2 separate regions of the Mus musculus genome follow, and region 1 is linked to region 2. The links are chromatin loops, found by intact Hi-C in ENCODE. Cell type or tissue: left cerebral cortex. All regions are shown on one strand. Each heading gives the region's core, and the rest is flanking DNA. Links, peaks and the distances in the headings are about the cores only.

Region 1 (10,337 bases), core at 2,927-6,926, 270 kb before region 2:
AATAAACAGGCAGGTTTCCCTCAGCTGAGCCCACTCCTTCTCTAGGTCCCTCTGGTTGCTCATGTGGGAAATCCACCTGCCTCCAGAGCCTTCTCTGGCCCCGTAGAGGTGGGAGCTGCAGAAGATGGGGTACCAGCTGTCCTCCACCAACACCTTTATTGCTCAGTGGGCAGGTTGGATCGTGACACTCTCACCCCGCCCCCTGCAGGCCAGGGGAGGAGATCGCAGGCCTGAAGTCACCAGGAGTGAGTCACCTGATGGAGTCTGCCCTGTGTCTGCGTGCCAGGTCCTGGGCAGAGCTGACATTCTGTTTGGTGGGTAGCTTCCTTCCCCACAGTGCTCGAAGGTTGTTCTGATAGCAGAGGAGGGCGCAGGGCTGGCCGCAGGCCTTTCTGTCACTGACAGGGACTGAGGCCGGAGAATCAGGCAGATGGCCGAGGGTGATTGGTCTGTGCTGTGGAGCTGAAGCCAATGCGGGCAGCAGAGCTCCTTTGGCACAGGCACACAGTTCTGCCCTGGTACCCACAACAGTGTCACTGGACCTTCTGGAGACAGGGTCTTTGGAGATGGTGTCGTTGGTTGGCCTTAGGCCTGGGGAGAGAGTGGACGCCCTTGCAGAGGAAGGGAGGGCCAGCTGAGCCTGCTCTAGACTGGATGGTGTAGAAAACGCTGCCCACTGTTCAGATCCTCTGCCCGCCAGTGGGGTGGGCCTGGGAGTCTCCATTGGACACTCAACTCTTGTCACTGGGGTGTGGGGTGTGGCAGTTTGGAGTCAGGCCTGGCTTTCGGTCCCAGCCCTGCCGTTTACTGGCTGGCATCTGATTTCAACAAGGATATTTTGGTTAACCAAATTTGTTTTCTATAGGTTGAAAGTTTGTCTGCTTATCGTAGAAAATGTGGTAAAATTCGGAAAAACCACAAAGGAACAAAACAAAAACAAACAAACAAACAAAAAAGACAAAAACACCAAAGCCTGGAAATGAGAGCGAGTTGAGGTTTCCTTCTACAACTTGTTTTTTAAGGTTTTTTGGTAAGGTTTTATTGTTCATTTCTTGGGGGTGTGGATCCTGCAAGAACTCACATCTTGGAGGTCAGAGGTCAACTCCTTGCATTCTGTGGTTTCCATCCCAGACGCCTCCCCAGGCTTGGCTGAAAGCGCCTGTCTGGTGAACCAACTGGACAGTGGCTTTGTTACAGTTGTCAGGGTTGAAATCAATACTGTGTGATATAAGGATGCAACATTGTAGATGCATCCTCCACTCACTACAGGTTTTTGTTTTTTTCCAAATCTCTCTTGTTTGTTAAGACAAGATGGCAGGCCATCTTCAAAGTCACCGTTTAAGCAAGGATGACCCTGAACAGAGCTATGCACCACCATGCCCACCTCAGACTCTTCTTTTTGGGGGTTCATAATATTCTTTTCTCTAAGCAGCTATAATAACCCTCAATGTTGCCCTGTTGTTAAATAAGTTGTTTCAGTTTTGGCAACTACAAACACTGCCCCATGTTCATCTCTGCACATAGATATTCTGTTCTGTTCTGTTCTGTTTTTTTGTTTGTTTGTTTTTTGTTTTGTTTTGTTTTGTTTTGACAGGGTTTCTCTGTGTAGCCCTGGCTGTCCAAGACTGGCTGTGTAGACCAGGCTGGCCTCCAACTCAGAGTTTTGCCTGCCTCTGCCTCCCAAGTGCTGAGATTAAAGGTGTGTGCCATCACACCTGCCTCTGTTTATTTCTTTAGGATATGTTGCAAACATTGAAACTACTGAGTAAAAGGAGTTTGTTTGTTTGTTTGTTTGTATACTTGAGACAGGACAAGACATGTCTTAGGGTTTTATTGCTATAAAGAGACACCATGACCAAGGCAGCTCTTATAAAGAACCACATCTAATTGGGGCTGGCTTACAGGTTCAGTCCATTATGGTCATGGTGGGAAACATGGCAGTGTGCAGGCAGGCATGGTGATGGAGAAGGAGCTGAGAGTTCTACATCTCGATCCGAAGGCAGCAGAAGGAAACCATGTGACTTCAACTAGCTTGAGCTCATATAACCCCAAAGCCTCCCTCCCAGTGACACAACTCCTCCAACGAGGTCACACCTTCTAATAGTGCCACTTCCTATGACCAAGCATTCAAAATGTCTGTGGGAGCCATACCTACTCAAACTATCACACAGCGTCTCACTCTATAGCCCCGGTTAGCCTAGAACTCACTGCTTAGACCAGGCTGACCACCAATTCACAAGGATCCACTTGCCTCCTCCTCTGCTGGGATTAAAGGTGTGTGCCCCTATACCTGGTGGGAGAGAGTACTTTCTTAGGGTGGAAAATTTTAAGTTACTGTCCAGTTTACCAGTTCACACCCCAGTGTTTTCACAGACGTACCCCCAGAGTTGGACGTGAGGATGTTGCCGGTACCCATCCTTCTTTGACCTGCCATACACCTGAGACTCTTGGTTTCCAGCTGGGTTCTGGTCATTTTCAGGCCTCACTGGCACCTCCAGCTCTCCTGGATATTGGACGACTGGAAGAAGGGTGGGAGGGTGGGCCACCAACGGATCCACGGTGTCCCCTTCCTCAGGCCAGGGTGGAGTCTGCCTAGGTTTTATAAAGAAATTGGAGTTGAGATGTTGAGAACACAGAGCTGCTTTCTAGGTCCCAGACAGGGCTGCTCTTCAGATATTCAGTCTCTGTCAGCTTCTGGAACCTTCTGGTTGGAACTGCAATAGGAGGTAACTGGGGTGGTGCCTCCGCAGAGGCACCCTAACAGCCACAGGCTCTCTGGGCAGCATCCTCTATCTAATTCCCAGTAAGTATTTCCCACCTCCTGGGGTTTTGCTCAGAGACACTGGGTTCCTTTCTACATCTGCCCCAGACTTCTGGCTCCCTACCACCGTATGGCCAATGGCGCCACCTACTGGCAAAACCAAAGCCCCAAATTACCTGTTCTTTCCTTGTCTTCCAAACAGTGGGATGGATGGAGTCAGTCCATAGTTCGCCCCAGTTCATCCCAGAGTCTAGCCTTTCCTGCTGCCCCTTCATCCCATCGCTGCTGTTCTCAACTCTCATGGGGACTATACTGCTTCCACAGTCCTTTCTGCTGAAGCCAGGGACCTCAGCATTGCAGTGTGACTCAGCCACCTCTCCCTGTGACCTTCAGTGGCTCCCTCTTGCTCCCTGGGACACCCGGTGTGATCCGGCCACTACCTTCCTCTCTCACAACTGCCAGCCTCTACCTCCTCTCCCTGTCTATCTCTCACGGCCTTGAGAAAGCACAGTGGACCAGAGCCAATCTCATCCTGGTCTTTGTCTAAGTAGGCTTCTCTGTCCCTTGAGGGACTCACCCCTAATTCTTTAGAGTTCTACCAGACATCACCTCCTCCAAGAAATTCTCCAACCCCTATTAGTTTTCTGTGGCAACTCTTCCCCCCACCCCTGTGGCCACTCTTACAAATGACCACAAATCTGATGCTTTGAAGTGAGACCACTGTATACTTTCTCAGCACTGAAGGTCAGAAGTCCAAAGCAGAGGGCTGTGGAGATGCTGCACTTTGTGGCCCTTCCTCACAGCGCTCCTGCCATGTGTTTCTACCACCCCATCTCCCTCTCTCTAGTTCTCTCTCTTTCTTGGAAGACCCATAGTTACATCCAGGGCCACCAAGATGATCTGGGTAACTCCCCACCACACAGTCCCTAATGTAGTCACAGCTGCACGTTCCCTTTGCCTCAGTGAGTACTGCTCAAAGTTCTGGAGAGGAGATCATGGCATCTTGGGAGTGTGTTACACGGCCCACCCCTTCCCCCTTTCCTCCCTCAGATGTGGAGGCCCACTCTTTTGTGACTCCATGGTTCTCTGGTCAAATGCATTCACAGTTACTTGTCTGACTACCCTGCTAGTTACTGCTTGAAACTGTGTGACCCTACCTGACTTCCCTGTGTCCTGGGACCTGGCTGAGTCCTTGCAGTGTAGGCACCATAGGGTGCATGTTTGTTGAGTGAATGAGAGTATGAACAGGAGTCTGGAGGCAAGCGGACTACCTGGATGTGCACAGCATATGCTTCTGTGCTGAAGGATGGTGCAGAAGGCAGGAGGTGCAGAGGGAAAGGGCTGTAACCTTGCTTGGGGCCCTCCCATATGTGCAGGAGGCCGTGTGAAACAGGGTGGGGGGAGGGGACACCCAGCCAGCTGGTGCCACCAGGACTGGAGCTCATAGGCACACTCTGCATACAGCCTCCCTCTGATGGGGCTGTTACCGAGGCAACAGAAGAAGTTGGTTGCCCAGCAACAATGCCCTGCTTCCCCCAATCCCTCTTATGGCTATTTCTTTCCCCTGGGAGGCTTGTACCCTCTCTAGATTGTGTTCCTGTTTAACAAAAATGGATGCCCTCTGTCCAAACTCCAAGTGCAGGAGACGAAAGGGCAATTTCATGAGACTGTGATGGTAGGGGTCATGGGTTAAGCATCAGAGTGAAAGGGAGTAGGAGTGGCCTAGGTGCAGAGATGGAAGACATTTGGGCCAATCTTTTTCCTGTATACTTTTTCCTTTCCCATTTGAACCAAGAAAAACTGGAAGGGGATCAATCTAGGAAGCAGGAGACCTGGGCCCATGGCCTGGACCAGACTCTGGCTTCTGGAACACATTGGTTAAATGACTTTGTTGAGTTCCCAGTATCCGGTTTGTGAGAAGAGAGCTTGGTCAACCTGATAACCAAGATCTCTCTGGACGCTAGTCAGCCTGGAGAGCACAGACAGCCTTTTTCTATGACTGGTCCTTGCCGCATCCCTACTTGGCCAGTCTTGTGGCATCCTAGTCCATGAAGCAAGGAGAAGGCAAGAATGTCCCCTGGACTCCAGCCTGATTCTTCTGAGAGGACTCCAGTCTATTCTGTCACAGCCAGTGGAAAGTATTGAGCACTTCTTGGTCTTAGTGACGCCCCCTCTGGAAAAGGAGAGTGCTATACTCTCTATAACTGCTTCCTGTCAGCTTTGCCCTCCCCTCCTCCCCAATCTACCCACCACAAACAACCCAATGGAAAACCTGCACAGAGAAACTGGTGGAAAGATTTGTTCTGAGACAGTACCACCTGCTGGCCTTTCTAGGAATGACAGATACTCCTCAGAAGATAGAGTAACTCCACACTCCTGACATAAGATGGGTGTTACAATGTAACTCCTTTTGCACCTGGAATTATTTCAATAAAAAAAAAGCCATATAAGATAAGTGCTATGGTATTCTGGTTTTATAGCTGATGGCGCTGAACTTCAGAGTATTAGGGACTCTGATTTGAGGGGGAAACTGAGGCAGACTCTCTTTTTAGTAAGAGGGCAGTTTTACTAGGGCAGTTTTTAATGACATAGTCGGTCGTAGTTCTGAAGAGAGTTCAGGCCCATGAGGTTGAGTGTGAGAGGTCCTCTCTTACAGGTTTCCAGGATGGGGCGGGTAGAGGTCTTACGTATTTGATGACTAGAGTCCTTCCCGAGTCGGGCTGTCTGATTCCCAGGCAGCGTGGGAAGAGGGAAAGAATCAGACCCTTAGTTACTGTGTGTCCATCATGTGGGATGAGCTACCTAAAGCCCCTGATGGCTCGAGATCTGGTAACCTGCACGAGGGTTGCATGGATTCAGCTGGGAATGTTAAATGGAGGACAAGGTGGAGGCCAAATGGAGACTTGCCTTTCCTCAGAAATGTTAGCATTGGAGAATGACCACACCACAGTCAGTCAGACATTTAAGTCACAATTCCACACAAAGAATTGAATTTACCACCTGTAGTGATTTGAATATGTTTGGCCCAGGGGGTGGCACTATTTGGAGGTGTGGCCTTGGCGTATATGTGTCACTGTGAGTGTGGGCTTTAAGACCCTCATCCTAGCTGCCTGGAAGTCAGTTTTCTGCTAGCAGCCTTCAGATGAAGACTTAGAACTCTCAGCTTTTCCTGTACCATGCCTGCCTGGATACTGCCATGCTCTCACCTTGATGATAATGAACTGAACCTCTGAACCTGTAAGCCAGCCCTAATTAAATGCTGTCCTCATAATAGTTGCTTTGGGCCAGGCGGTGGTGGCGCACGCCTTTAATCTCAGCACTTTGGAGGCAGAGACAGGAGGATTTCTGAGTTTGAGGCCAGCCTGGTCTACAGAGTGAGTTCCAGGACAGCCAGGGCTACACAGAGAAACCCTGTCTTGGGGGGGGGGGGGGGGAAAGAGTTGCTTTGGTCATGGTGTTCACAACAGTAAAACCGTAAGACACCACCCAAGTAATTTGCCTGGGTGGGAGTCAAAGCATGACGAGCAAATGTAAGCTTGGTCCTCCGGTGAAGCGGATATTTAACCAACAGTGCCACCTGCCCTTTCCACACCAGAAAAACAGTGACAAGAAACACCCCAGCTAAGAAGTTAGGGAGGGAAGCAAGAAGGCCCAGAGGCAAGGAGTCATCCTGGCTCACAATCCAGCAAGCCGCTCCAGGTCTTTTAGGTGAGGTGCTATGCTTTTGGTTATTAGACTACTGAGATGACGCTCCCCCAAGCATTTCCCCAAGAAGCTCATGATGGGAGAAGGAAAGGGCTAAAGCCTGCAGCTGGCCAGAGGGCAACTTGTCTCCAGACAAGAGATTCCAGCCGTCAGACTACCTTGCAGAGGGACTGGACCCCAGATAACGACGATGACGACGGGCAGCATGACCTCACTGTGACAAATTAACTCTGCATACCTCTTGCCTTCTATTTAAAACTGAACCTACGTCAGGTGCCAGACCCTGGAGATGATCTTGAGAAGGGGCAGGGCCACTGTTGCTCTCTGATCCTGTTCCCAATGTGGCCACGTTGACCACAGCTCCTTTTCTGCCTTTTTTCATTACTTGTCTCTTGAACTGGACTGTTGGGGACAGACGGCCGAGCCTCAATTGTTACCAGGACCCAGGCTCTGGCTCTAACAACCCCAGGAACACAGTGTCAGTGGAAGGAGACTGGACCTTCTTGACTTCTAAGGACAGTGTGTGTCACCCATCAAGGTACGGACCCCAGTTTGTACTCCGTAACCCATTGAGGTACCTACCTCAGTGTGCTCTCTGTAAGACAGGCAGTAGCCGCCTCCTCACAGACACCAGAGGCACCCCCCTGGGAATGAATGCCAGGGCCTAGCTATCAGCCGCCCAGGGCCTGCATCTCTCACCTGGAAAGTGAGCTGTCATCAAAGGTAGTATTGGCCACAGATCCTGTTCCCTCCCTTCCCTGCCTCCTGCATGGGAACCAGAGAGTCTGGATCTTCCTGTGAACCCTCCCCCATCCTGCCATGGGGGCTGTGATTCATCTCTTCAGAGACCCCCACCTTGCTGTCTGTCTCTAGTACTGGGGCCTGAACGGTCCGTCTGTCCACCATGTTAATATAAACTCATCACTCTCCATAATCTGTCTCATTGTCGATCTTGAACTCCCCTGACCCCACAAACCTTCCAGGGTCACTGATAGGGAAGATTAGTAAGACTCAGGTCCAGGTACCAGGCATCGATCGGTGAATAAGGTCTTCCTCTCTCAGTTAGGAGCAGATAAAGCTATTGGCCACTTACTCGTATATAGATGGCAAGACACAGTGAATCAGGATGCGGCCCCAGGACTCAGAGCTCTCTCCCACCACTGCCATGTAGCCAGCAGATCAGCACGCAGTTGTCATCTCACGGGCCTCCAGGCCATGGAGGACGCCAGGTCAGAGGCAGGAGGACCTGAAGCCTAGGTAAGACCTGTGCACTCCAGGACTACAAGTTCAGGGACCAGACACTTCTGTGAAGCTTGAGGGGTTTGGCACTACAGAGGTGTTCTGAGATATTCCCTCCAAAAGAAAAGACAGGCTGTTGCTCCGGGCACAAGGTCCTTGTAGTAAGCTTGGCCTTGCTAGGCCTCCTGGCACTCTGGAGGCAACATAGTTTACAGCTAGGCTCATGGCTCCATTCACATCCTGGGTTATGGAGAAGACAGGATGAGTGAGACCCCGGAAGGAGAAGATCCTTATCTGGTCCAAACATGGCGCTGTTATGGTTTGGATGTAAAATCCCCCTGGGGCTCAAGTATTTGAGTCGTCAACTGGTGGCACTGTCTAGGAGGGTCCCTATCCTCACGGAGGTGTGACTCTCCTGCTCATGCAATCTGGACACAGCTCTGTGTCTAAACATCAGCTTGCCCTTTCTCTCCCTTGTTGACAGAGGGCTCCTTGAGGGCATGCATGGAGTTCTAGGTTCTGTGGTCCAGTACTAACTAGCTCAGAGCCCAGCGGCGAGAGAGGCTCAGTACAGTCAGGCCACATGCAGAGATTCAGTGAAGAGCCCTCCCATCTCTCTCTCTCTCTCTCTCTCTCTCTCTCTCTCTCTCTCTCTCTCTCTCTCTCTCTCTCACACACACACACACACACACACACACACACACACACACACACACACACACACAGTGTGTTGTTATATCTTACCTCTGGAGGAAGAAATTGTCAGTATTCTATGAATGGGAAAATCAGGTCACTGTGGTTAAAACAACTTGTGGGCTCTGGGGATGGCTCAGTGGGCAAAAATCTTGTCATTTGAAGAGTGAGGACCTGCATTTGAAGCCCAAGAAGACATGTACAGCCAGGCATGGTAGAATACCTTCTTAATCACAACACTCCAAGATGGGAGGTGGAGACAAGAGAATTCCCAGAAAGTCGTTGGTGTGCACAGCAGAGAACAAGAGATCCTATCTTAAGCAAAGTAGAGGACTGATGTCCACTGTTATCCTCTGATCTACACACACACACAGACACACAGATACACACATACACAGACACAGACACACACAGATGCACCCCCCCCACACACACAGACACCCACGGGGGAGGGAGAAGTAGAGGGAGAGGAGATACAGAGGCAAAGAGACTTTTGGGGGGAGAGGTGGAGATGTGATGGGAATTCCACAGGGACCATCAGCACTTACGTTCTTAACCACTATATAATCCGAGGGTGTACCTGCAGAGCCTGAGGAAAGGAGTGAGGTAGGCTGTGGTGCCTGAGAGGCCCCTTAGACCATTGGAAGAAGAGAAGAGAATATTACAAGGGTGAACATTTGTGGATTGTCTAGGTTAGGAAAAGCTGGCACAAGGATGGGTGAGTCCCAGCTGCGAAGCCCCAGTTGGTAAGATGGGTAAGAAGTAAAGGGACAGACTGGGCCAAGAAGAACAGGTGGGAAATGTCCACCTTCCTCCTTAGGAGCTCCCAGGGTCAGGAAAGGAATGATTAATTCAAGACTCATGATGTGGGATGGATGGTCCCTGGTAAGGGAGCACGAGGGGCTGCATAGGGATCCTGGACTCTGCCTTGGGAAATTGCCCTCACTGGCCTTCAACTTGTGTTCTTAAGTCTTTCCCACAAGCCCCTGGAGTGAGGGGAGGAAGGACAGGAAATATAGGCTAAGGGAAGCAGCAGCCCTCACTATCTGTGTCTGCAATGTCAGGAATGAGCTCAGACACAAAGACAAACAATGCTCTGACCCCATGCAGTCCAAGAAGGATGCTAAGAGCAACTGTGACTCAGCCGCAGGCTCGGGTCCAGGATGCAGAGATGCTGCCCAGCCAAAAGAAAGAGAATGAGCCAACCACTGTTCTGGAAATTTCCACTTCACATCATGAATCTTCTCGAGTGAACATGCTGAAGGCCACACTGGGGGCGGGGCTCATTCAAGGTCCCAGAGCCAGTATGTGGGAGCAGTGCTGGGAATGTAGAGTCTGACTAAGCTGGCTGAGTGCTCAGGCTTGCTGAGCACCATCCGATGGTCATGTGTCATCAGTGACTATCACAAGGGGGCAGAAATAACAAGAACATATTAAAAACTTTTAGGTAGTGTTAGAGTGAGTAAAAAAAAAATCTCTGTTTGGGGACCAGGAGAAGGATCCATAGCTCAGTGGATAGGATGCCTGCCTCGCATGCATGGAGCTCGGATGTGATGTTCCGTGTTCATAATCTCAGCTCTCCAAGGTGGAGGCAGGAGAATAAGAAAATTGAGGTCATCGTGCTGGATAGTTTTATGCCAATTTGACACAAGCTAAAGCCATTTGAGAGGCAGAAACCTCAATTAAGAAAACAACTCCATGAAGTCTGGCTGTAGGCAAGCCTGTAAGGCAGTTTATTAGTAATTGATGGGGGAGGGCCCAGCCCATGGTGGGTAATACCTTCCCAGGGATAGTGATCCTGGGTTCTATAAGAAAGTAGGCTGGGGCTGGAAAGATGGCTCAGTGTTTAAGAGCACTGACTACTCTTCCAAAGTTCCCAAGTTCAATTCCCAGCAACCACATGGTGGCTCACAACCATCTGTAATGAAATCTGATGCCT
Region 2 (10,337 bases), core at 2,304-6,303:
GATGCAGAGGCAGGCATTAAAATGCTGACTGAAGGTAAATTTCAGATCCATTTTCTTCTGATGGTGCCATCTATAAACTGTGAATCCAGTTGTTAACAACACGTGCATTGGAAATACCTGAGATTTTTACTGATGACAAAGTTCTGACATTCTTTTTTTTTTTTAAAGATTTATTTATTTATTATATGTATGTACACTGTAGCTGTCTTCAGACACACCAGAAGAGGGAGTCAGATCTTGTTATGGATGGTTGTGAGCCACCATGTGGTTGCTGGGATTTGAACTCTGGACCTTCGGAAGAGCAGTCGGGTGCTCTTACCCACTGAGCCATCTCACCAGCCCCCAAGTTCTGACATTCTTATTGTTTGTTTGTTTTGTTTTTTGTTGTTGTTGTTGTTGTTTTTTTTCGAGACAGGGTTTCTCTGTGTAGCCCTGGCTGTCCTGGAACTCACTTTGTAGACCAGACTGGCCTGGAACTCAGAAATCTGCCTGCCTCTGCCTCCCGAATGCTGGGACTAAAGGCATGTGCCACTAAGCCCGGCCTATTTCTGACATTCTTAATTAAAGCAAAAGATGTGTTTCGGTTAAAAGCTTGTGAAAATGTGGTGGGTTTTTAAATTTTTTTTTTTTTTAGCTCATTCAAGTTGATAGTGTTTATAGGACTCCTGTGCAAGTCTTTCAAAGAACACCAAGAAAACATGTTAACTGAACAAAATCTGAACACCTATTTTAGTGCTTAAAGTGGGTGGGGCTTGATGTAAAGATGGCTACCATGAAGCAAACACCCTCTGGGGGACCAAGCAATATGCCAGACAGTAGGCTTGCTACATCTTTTTCCCCCCACTGGTAACAAAACAAAACTAAAAAAAGCTGAAGATCAAATACTGTTTGTAACACACATGTTCTACTCTGAACATTGCACAATGTAACATACACAATGTTAGCTACAAACATTTTTTCCCCTTGAGTCAGGGTTTCTCTACCTATCCCTGACTCTCCTGGAACTCATGGTGTAGAAAAGGCTGGCTTTGAACTCACAGAGATCTTTGACCTCTGCCTCCTGAGTGCTAAGATTAAAGGCCTATGCTTCCAATGCCCAACTAGCTATAAATTTTTTAAAAACCTAAATATTATGGGGTTATGGCTAATGGAGAAAAATTTTCTGGAACTGTTAGCCTTCTGTCTAGGCTCAGCCTCACAGTTACCTGGCAACAGCAAGGTATGCCTGACTCACTATAAAAGGGGCTGCTTGCCCCCTCTTTGATCTTTAGGTCTCTTGGTCTTTTCTTGTTCTCTTGCTCTTTCTCTGATTCCCTTCCCCCTCTCTCTCCCCGCGTGCTCATGGCCTCTCTCTCTCTCTCTCTCTCTCTCTCTCCCTCCCTCCGTCTCTCTCCCTCTCTCTGCCTTTCTCTGTCTTTACTATCCTCTTAACTCCCCTCCCCATGCCCTGAGTAAACTCTATTCTAAACTATCTCTATCTAAACAGTCGTGTGGCTGGTCCCTCAGGGGAAGGGATGCCTTCACATGGGCCCGCTGAGGCATCCCCTTCCCCCATACCTCATCCCACCTCCATAGAACACATCTTTTTAAAAACACATCAGAAAGAACAAGAACAAAGCCCTGTGTTTGGGGAGGTTTAGGAACTCTGGCCTTGATGGAGGCGGTGTGTCACGTGGGCTGGGGCAGGCTAGATTAAAGACTCCCAGTGCAATTGTATTTGACTTGCTCTCTCTACTTCCTGTTTGTGTTTTGTGTTAGGTGTGAGCTCTCTGCTTGCTGCTCCAGTCGCTGTGCTTGCCTGCTGTGGTGCCTCCCTACCAGGACAGACTCTTGTGCTTTTGGAACCATAAGCCAAATAAACCCTTCCTTCCATAAGCTGCCTTGGTTTTGGTGGGTTTATCCCAGCCACAGAGAAGAAACTGAGATAGAGACAGTTGGCTTTTAGTCTAGGCTCCGCCCCACAGTTACCTGGCAACAGCTGCTTGCCCACTCTTGCTCTGTCCTCTAGCTCCAGCTCGCCTTCTCTCCCCATTCCCCTCCCCCCCCCCCCACGTGCTCATGGCCGGCCTCTACTCCTCTGCTCTCTCTCTCCGTGCCTTTCTCTGTCTCTGCCACTCTCCCAACTCCCCTCCCCATGCCCTGAGTAAGCTAGATTCTATACCATACCGTCGTGTGGCAGGTCCTTTAGGGGGAAAGGATGGCTCAGCAATGGGCCCGCAGAGGCACCCTTCCCCCACACATATCGTGCCTCCTACAAACATATTCCTTCTTTTTCTTATCTTTTTATAAAACACAGAGACTAGCCTAGAATATATGAGACCTTGTCTCAAAAGAGGAGGGGAAGGGGTCCAGAGGGGAGGACGAGTCTTCTAGAGGACCCTATTACAGCCACCAGCTGCAAGGCTCGCTGCTGCAAAGGTGTTAATCTCCCCATCTCCCTGCTGATTCAAAGCATTCCTACTCCGAAGTCCCCTTTCCTGCCTTCCTGTAGGAATGTAGAAGCCCAGTGGGGTTTATATGGGACCAGAACACAGGGGTTGGGGGCAGGAAGTAAAGTACGTTCATCAGGGCGGATTAGAAAGCCACTGCCTTTAAAACCGAGAGTTTTGCACAAGGATAAACACAGTGGTAGAACAGAGACTAGGAAGTCCAGAAACAAGCCACACTATAGGAAAGGATCTCTCTCTGTCCCTCCCTTTTTTCTTCCCTCCCTCCCTAGTTCAATTTAAAAAAATAAAAAATAATAAAAATAATGAGCCCAGAAAGGTGACTTGAAAAGACGGCTCAGCTGGTCCTAATAAGAGGCCTTGCTGCTCCTGCAGATGGCCTTAGGTTCTCAGCACCCACATCAGAACCCAAGTTCATTTCCCAGTACCTACATCTCTCTCTGGCAGTGTGTGTGTGTGTGTGTGTGTGTGTGTGTGTGTGTGTGTGTGTGTGTGTGTGTGCATTCGCGCGCGTGCGTCTATGTGTGTGTGAAAGGGACCGAAGGAACAGGGTCCTAAAGTGAGCCAGGGTGTGTGTGTGTGTGTGCATTCGCGCGCGTACGTCTATGTGTGTGTGAAAGGGACCGAAGGAACAGGGTCCTAAAGTGAGCCAGGGGCTCCCTGGTATTCCAGGTATTTTGTTCTAGCAGTGAGAAAAGACTGCAGGTACTGAAGGCTAACCAAGCACTGTGATGCAGGACAGTGTCCAGCAGGCTCCAGAGGTGGCTTCTGGTGACCCGGGAAAGGATCCCAGAGTTGTAAAGGACCAGAGCTTGGCCTAGAAGGCAGATGGCAGGGGGGGATGGGGGGTCGGAGGCGGCAGCTGGAGAGATGGCTCAGCAGTTAAGAGCACCTGAGAGAGGGAGATAGGTTCCCTGCAGTCACGCTGGGTGACTCAACACCACCTGGAATTCCAGCTCCAGGGAATCTGGCTCTGCAGGTTTGAAGAGATGGATGGGGGCTGGAGAGATAAAGGCACCTGCCCCCAAGCCTGGGGTTCCCCGCCCGTGTGTGTGTGTGTGTGTGTGTGTGTGTGTGTGTGTGTGTGTGAAGGGTGTTGAATCCCCTAGAGCTGGCTTCATCAGGGAACCTCTGAGTGAACCTGTGTGTGTGTGTGTGTGTGTGTGTGTGTGTGTGTGTGAAGGGTGTTGAATCCCCTAGAGCTGGCTTCATCAGGGAACCTCTGAGTGAACCTGTGCGCGAGTGCGCGCGCGCGCGCACACACACACACAGACACACATGACAAGTTTCAAAAACAATACCCTATTTTATACGTCCCTATAGGAAAATAGAACTCTACTAGAGTTCGTGCTATTTTAGATACGTTTCCATTTTCAGCAGTCTTTCCTACCAGGATTTACTTTACCCAACACACTAAACTGCCACATAGCGGCGAAAGAGAGAAACTACAGGCTCCTTTTAAAAGCTGATTATTATTTGATGTATGTAAAGAATAAACCCAGCATCAGATAAACACTTGGAGACGGAGTGGTAGCGTGCCGCCTTACTCCCAGCACTCTTGAAGCAAAGGGGTAAAAATCTCTGTGGGTTCTGGGCCAGCCTGAGCTACACAGCAAGTACAAGGTCAGCCAGAAGTAACATGGTGTGACCGTGCCTCAAACAAACCAACGCTCAGAGACCCAACTTAAGGACTTGTATGTGACCTGTCGCTGTATCTTCCTTTCCTGTCCTACAGTATCTCTAAAGGTAACAGAGACAACAGAAAGCCACTCCCTCCCCCAGATGCTTTCAGGGCGGTCCCCTGTCGAACGTGACCTGAGTCACGTTCCCAATCAGTTTGCCCGTGATCAATTACAGAGCAGATACTGAGAAGTGAGTTTTGGAGTTAAAAGGCAAAAAAAAAAAAAAAAAAAAAAAAAAGAAAGGTTTTTCAGTACTGAGTATAGAGAATATGGGGTGTACACAATCTTCAGAAAGGCTGAGGGCACAAAGCAGCTTGAACCGCAGCTCCAGTGTGTGGCACCCAAGTGTTCGGCCCTGAAACCATGGCAACACGACGAAGCGCTTCGGACTGGCTCCCACGCCTGAGCTCGGGCTGCAGCGCCCCCGCAGGCCGTCCTCAGAAGCACACCGGGAAGCTGCAGGCGCCAGGAAGCTGCAGGGAACGCCCTTCGGCCTCTGCACGCGCCTGCAGCACTTCTGCCCAAGCGGTCAGCTCCCTTCCACTCACTTGACGAGCCTCTCGGGAGAACTTCCCTGTGTGCCCCGGGGCTGACTCTCATGCGGTCAAGGATTCTGGGAAATGTAGTTCCTGGCTTCTCTGTGCCGAGACTTAGGAATGGGAACTACAATCCTTTTCACTGCCACTGCAGGAACTGGCGTGAATATTGCCCATCCCTTTTCTCTCCTGTCTCAGATCCTTGATTTTATTTATTTATTTTAGCAGTTGTCTTAGTTAGGGTTTCTATTCCTGCACAAACCAAGAAGCATTTGCGGAGGAAAGGGTTTATTCAGCTTACATTTCCAAATTCTGTTCATCACCAAGGAAGTCAGGACTGCAACTCAAGCAGGTCAGAAAGCAGAAGCTGATGCAGAGGCCATGGAGGGATGTTACTTACTGGCTTGCATCGCTGGCTTGCTCAGCCCGCTCTCTTATAGAACCAAGATTACCAGCCCAGAGATGGTCCCATCCACAAGGGGCCTTTCCCCCTTGATCACTAATTGAGAAAATGTCCCACAGTTGCATCTCATGGAGGCATTTCCTCAGTGAAGCTCCTTTCTCTGTGATAACTCCAGCTGTGTCAAGTTGACACAAAACTAGCCAGTACAGCAGTGTTAATGTTTTATGTTTTTGTTTTTTTCGAGACAGGGTTTCTCTGTGTAGCCCTGGCTGACCTGAAACTCACTCTGTAGACCAGGCTGGCCTTGAACTCAGAAAACTGCCTCCCAAGTGCTGGTATTAAAGGTGTGTGCCACCACCGCCCAGGGGTAATGTACTTTTTGTAACTCAGGCTGGCCTCCAACTCAGTCCCCCTCAGCACACACAGTGAGAAGGCTAAGCAGATTCCATGACAGGCTTCAAATTGGCAGTTAAGGAGACTAGGCCTAGCCGGGCAGTTGTGGTGCACGCCTTTGATCCTAACACGCTGGGAGGCAGAGGCAAGCAGATTTCTGAGGTCGAGGCCAGCCTGGTCTACAGAGTGAGTTCCAGGAACAGAGAAACCCTGTTTCAACCCCCACCCCCCACCCTCACCCCAAAAGAAAGGAAACTAGATCTAAATCTCTGTTTCCAAGAACTGGGCAATTCCAGGCAATTCCAGGCCTTAGAAGCCACCCGGCCGGAGGCAAGGACAATGAGTCAGCACTGTTTCCAGACCTCCCAAACAAGTTTCCAGCCCCCACACCCGGTAATGGAATGTCCATAGAGATGGACCCAACAGATTAACAGTGAGGTCATCTCATGTGCCTTAAATCAGGTCTGCAAGCTCACTTGGGGGGGTCTATCTTAGTAATGGGGAGACCCCAGCATGTTGAACTTCTGCAGAATAAAACCCTCTTTGCATTTACATACTATTTGAGTCTGGGGTGTCATTCTTTGGCGAATCATGGATCCTTACCACAGCAACATAAAACAACCCTATTGTCTCCATTCTGGGTCCAGTTGTTACAGGAACAATCGCAGTTCTTCACAATCCTAGGACACTGGTTTTCTCTTACTGCGCTGTGGCTCACACCTAGAGCCTTGCACTAAAACCACACTCTCCCACCTCCTCCCCTAGTTAACTCTTACGCGTTGGTGTTGTGTGTACACTCTCGGGTCTCAGCTGGTGCACGGTCAACACTGGGTATATCCCTCTATCACAGCCCCAGGAGAGCTTATTCATGTGAATGGAGGCTGGCTGCCAAGCCCCAGAGATCCTACTGTCCTTGCCATCCCCCCCCCACCCGCCCCCCACCCCCTGCAGTGTTGGAATAACTGTGTGCCACCTCACTCCTGGGATTGTTTTGTTTTAACCTGGATCGGAGGTGTCAAACTCGGATCCTCATTCTTGTGTGACAAGCACCTTACTGACTTGAGTCAAATCAGCAGTCCAAACTGGCATAGTGGTACACAGCAGTATTCCAAGTATTTGGGGGTCTGAGGCAGGAGGATGGTGAGCTCACGGGCACCTGGGCTACACACCTAAATTTCCTCTCAGAAAGAAAGAAGAAAGAAGGAGGGAGGGAGGGAAGGAAGGAAGTTTATGTCAGAGACAGAGACAGAGAAAGAGAATAGTTCAAAAATGTGTGGCTACATCAGAGAGGTCTTTGAGTTTCCAATGGAAGTTACAGATTTTCAGAAAATAGACCATAGCTGAGCATCCTAACCTGACTGTCTGGATCCAGAAACTCTGTAAAACAGGAAAAGCTTTAAGTTCTGATGTGATGGCACTAATGGAAAATTCAACCCTGACCTCACAGACAGGTGTCCTAACAAAATTCAGGTGTGCCAGCATACTATGCACAATTACCTTCAGTTTATGTAAATAAATGTGTGCAACACAACTGATTTGCATGTTCCGACTTGAATCCCATCTTCAAAATATCCCATTACATACATGCAAACAGTTCTTTAAATGTGAAGCCCATCAGAGATGTGACCCATAAATCCTGAAGTATGTCATGTAAAAATATCCCTGACCCTTATGTGGACCTGTCCAGAGAGAGAGTACATCGAGATTATATATATATATATGGCATAGTAAGCGGTCACAGCCCAGGTGCCGTGGCAGGACCGTTAATTTGAAGCCAAGCATGGTGGCAAAAGCCTTTAACCCAGCACCTGTGAGGCCGAGCTGGCAGATGTCAGAACTCACGGCTGGGTGGGCTGCACAGTGAGTTAGTTCCAGGCCACTCTAACCTAGACTCAAAGTCTCAGAAAATCCCACTTCAGTTCTCATCAAGAGGACAGAGCCATTAGAGTTCTCTCCCAACACTTTGAAAAGGTATGAAAAACATTTCTAATTAAATATTCACTGCTAACTTCTGTTCATCCATTACATTTAAATTGTATTAAAGATATAATAGCTAGGGTATAGATCAGTGGTAGAACCCTTAGTTAACATTCTTTTTTTGTTTGTTTGGTTGGTTGGTTTTTGGTTTTGTTTGTTTGTTTGTTTGTTTGTTTTCGAGACAGAGTTTCTCTGTATAGCCCTGGCTGTCCTGGAACTCACTCTGTAAACCAGGCTGGCCTCGAACTCAGAAATCCGCCTGCCTCTGCCTCCCAAGTGCTGGGATTAAAGGCATGCACCACCACCGCCTTCTTAAGGCCCTGGGTTCCATCCCTAATACACACACACACACACACATACACACACACACACAAATACACACACACACATAGACACAGACACACACAGAGACACACACATACGCACATGCACATACAGACACATACACACACATATGTGGGGGCACGGGGGCAGGATTTATGGGACTGCATTTAAAATGCTCCCATAAGCCCTGGGAACTAGCTCAGTGGTTGAGAATCCTTGTCGCTCTTGCAGATGACCTGTCTTGAGTTTCTAGCACCCACAGCTGTTCTAAGCTCTCGTTCCAGAGAATTTTGTGCCCTCTTCTGACTTCTATGAGCATTATACACACGTGTAGACAAAATAATTCATATAGAATGTTTAAAAACTTAAAATCAAAATACTACCATGCCAGGCACTTGGGAGGCAGAGGCAGGCGGATTTCTGAGTTCGAGGCCAGCCTGGTCTACAGAGTGAGTTTCAGGACAGCAGAGCTATACAGAGAAACCCTGTCTCAAAAAACAAAACAAAACAAACAAACAGAAAATTACTACCATAGCCACACACCTTTAATCCCATTGCTTAGGAGGCAGAGGCAGGTGGATCTCAGTAAATTTCAGGATCAATATAGAGAGTTCCAGGCCAGCCAGTGTTACACAGAAAGAGTCTACCTTTAAACAACAACAACAACAACAACAAAAAAAAAAAACAGAGAAACTGGGTGTGGTTTTATAAATCTGTACCCTGAATTCCAGAGGATCCTCTCAGGAGGATCAGGACTCAAGGTCATCCTTGGCTACAGAGTAAGTCTGAGGAGACACTCAAAGAGAGGTGGTTCAGGCTGGTGAGATGGCTCAGTGGGTAAGAGCACCGACTGCTCTTCCAAAGGTCCTGAGTTCAAATCCCAGCAACCATCTGGCACACTCTTCTGGAGTGTCTGAAGACAGACAGCTACAATGTACTTTTATATATAATACCATAAATAAATAAATCTTTAAAAAAAAAAAAAAAAGAGGTGGCTCACACCTCTACTCCCAGCACTCAGGTGGTAGAGGCAGGCAGATGTCCATCAGTTTGAGGCCAGCCTGGTCAATGTAGTAAGCTTCAAGCCAGCCAAAGCTATATAGTGAGATCCTGTTTGAAAACAAGAGCAAAGCAGGAAGGGGAGGGGGTCTTTGGGAGATGGCTCAGTCTGTAAAGTGCCCTTCACATAAGCCTGGGGAGTTGCATTCAGATCTCCAGAACCCATGTAAAATTCAGGCCTGTAAACTCAGCCCTGGGGATGGGGAGAATCCTTGAAGCTCCTTGGCAGGCCGGCCTAGCCAGAGTCACGTTCAGTAAGAGACACTGGCTCACACAGCAAATGTAAAGAGTGATCTAGGGAGGTCTCCTGCACACAGGCACGCGAACCTGCAGGCACTGGTACACACAGACAAGGAAGAAAGGAAGGGAGGAAATATTGGTCCCTGTGTGCCTCATTCTGATGCAGCTCAAGAGATGCTTATTGACTGACTGGTACCTTATTGTCTAGCTGGGAAGAAGGAACCAGTTTTGCCAGCAGGGCCCATTAAGAATTGTGACTTGCTTATTGTTTGGTGAGGGATCTTGTATCCAAGCCAATGAATAGTTAATTTAATGTCTAACCAGGAGGGTTTCCTGCATTGGGTGGAAAGTTAATTCCTAGGTCATCCATGCATTATGCATAGATTGGTTTGACCTGATTCTGCTGTTGGCACTGAAGCCCATTCCAGGAAGATCAGGAGATGCAAAGGAGCATGGAAGACAGGAATGGAAGTAAACAACTCTTGTTAAGAGCTTTTCTCTTGCTCACAGTCAGCTAATGGATGGATCATAGGGCTCCCAATGGAGGAGCTAGAGAAAGTAGCCAAGGAGCTAAAGGGATCTGCAACCCTATAGGTGGAACAACATTATGAGCTAACCAGTACCCCGGAGCTCTTGACTCTAGCTGCATATATATCAAAAGATGGCCTAGTCGGCCATCACTGGAAAGAGAGGCCCATTGGACTTGCAAACTTTATATGCCCCAGTACAGGGGAATACCAGGGCCAAAAAGGGGGAGTGGGTGGGCAGGGGAGTGGGGGTGGGTGGATATGGGGGACTTTTGGTATAGCATTGGAAATGTAAATGAGTTAAATACCTAATAAAAAATGGAAAAAAAAAAAAAAAAAAAAAAAAAAAAAGCTTTTCTCTTAAACTTCAGGCACGAAGAACCTCAAGACCAAAGGAGTTGGCTTTCTAGCAGGCTGATGATGCTATAGGGCAGCCTCAAACTTACTATGTGTCTCTTACTGAACCGCCCTAAGCTTGGAAGTAATCCATCTTTTTGCTTTTTGTTTTGTGTTTTTTTCAAGACAGGTTTTCTCTGTGTAGCCCTGGCTGCCCTGGAACTCACTCTGTAGACCAGGCTGGCCTCAAACTCAGAAATCTGCCTGCCTCTGCCTCCCAAGTGCTGGGATTAAAGGCATGGGCCACCAATGCCCAGCTGAGCTAGCCTTTTATTTTAGTGCAGTTTCTTAGTCCTGTCCAGTGTCAACTGCAGCCAGTATTTATTTATTTATTTTAGGTTGTTTTGTTTTGC

What was found. A loop is a pair of places that touch in the nucleus more often than their neighbours do. Peaks named below come from ENCODE experiments on the same cell type or tissue, not always from the same donor. Only the 100,000 strongest peaks of a DNase experiment are listed, where the experiment ranks them.
Region 1: it touches region 2 in a loop (4-fold over the local background); 1 of 42 quality-filtered maps calls a loop at or near these places.

The regions. Positions count from the first base shown.
Region 1 is chr9:62,550,603-62,560,939 of GRCm38, forward strand. No RefSeq gene overlaps it. Among named protein-coding and RNA genes, the nearest start is that of Gm39352, 14 kb to the left of the region's middle. In left cerebral cortex, for the core only: a CTCF peak has its summit at 5,092 (motif pointing left); DNase peaks (open chromatin) are centred at 4,248 and 5,062; H3K27ac peaks cover 2,034 bases.
Region 2 is chr9:62,824,309-62,834,645 of GRCm38, forward strand. No RefSeq gene overlaps it. Among named protein-coding and RNA genes, the nearest start is that of Cln6, 9.3 kb to the right of the region's middle. In left cerebral cortex, for the core only: CTCF peaks have their summits at 3,892 and 4,569; DNase peaks (open chromatin) are centred at 3,897 and 4,620; H3K4me3 peaks cover 912 bases; H3K27ac peaks cover 1,204 bases.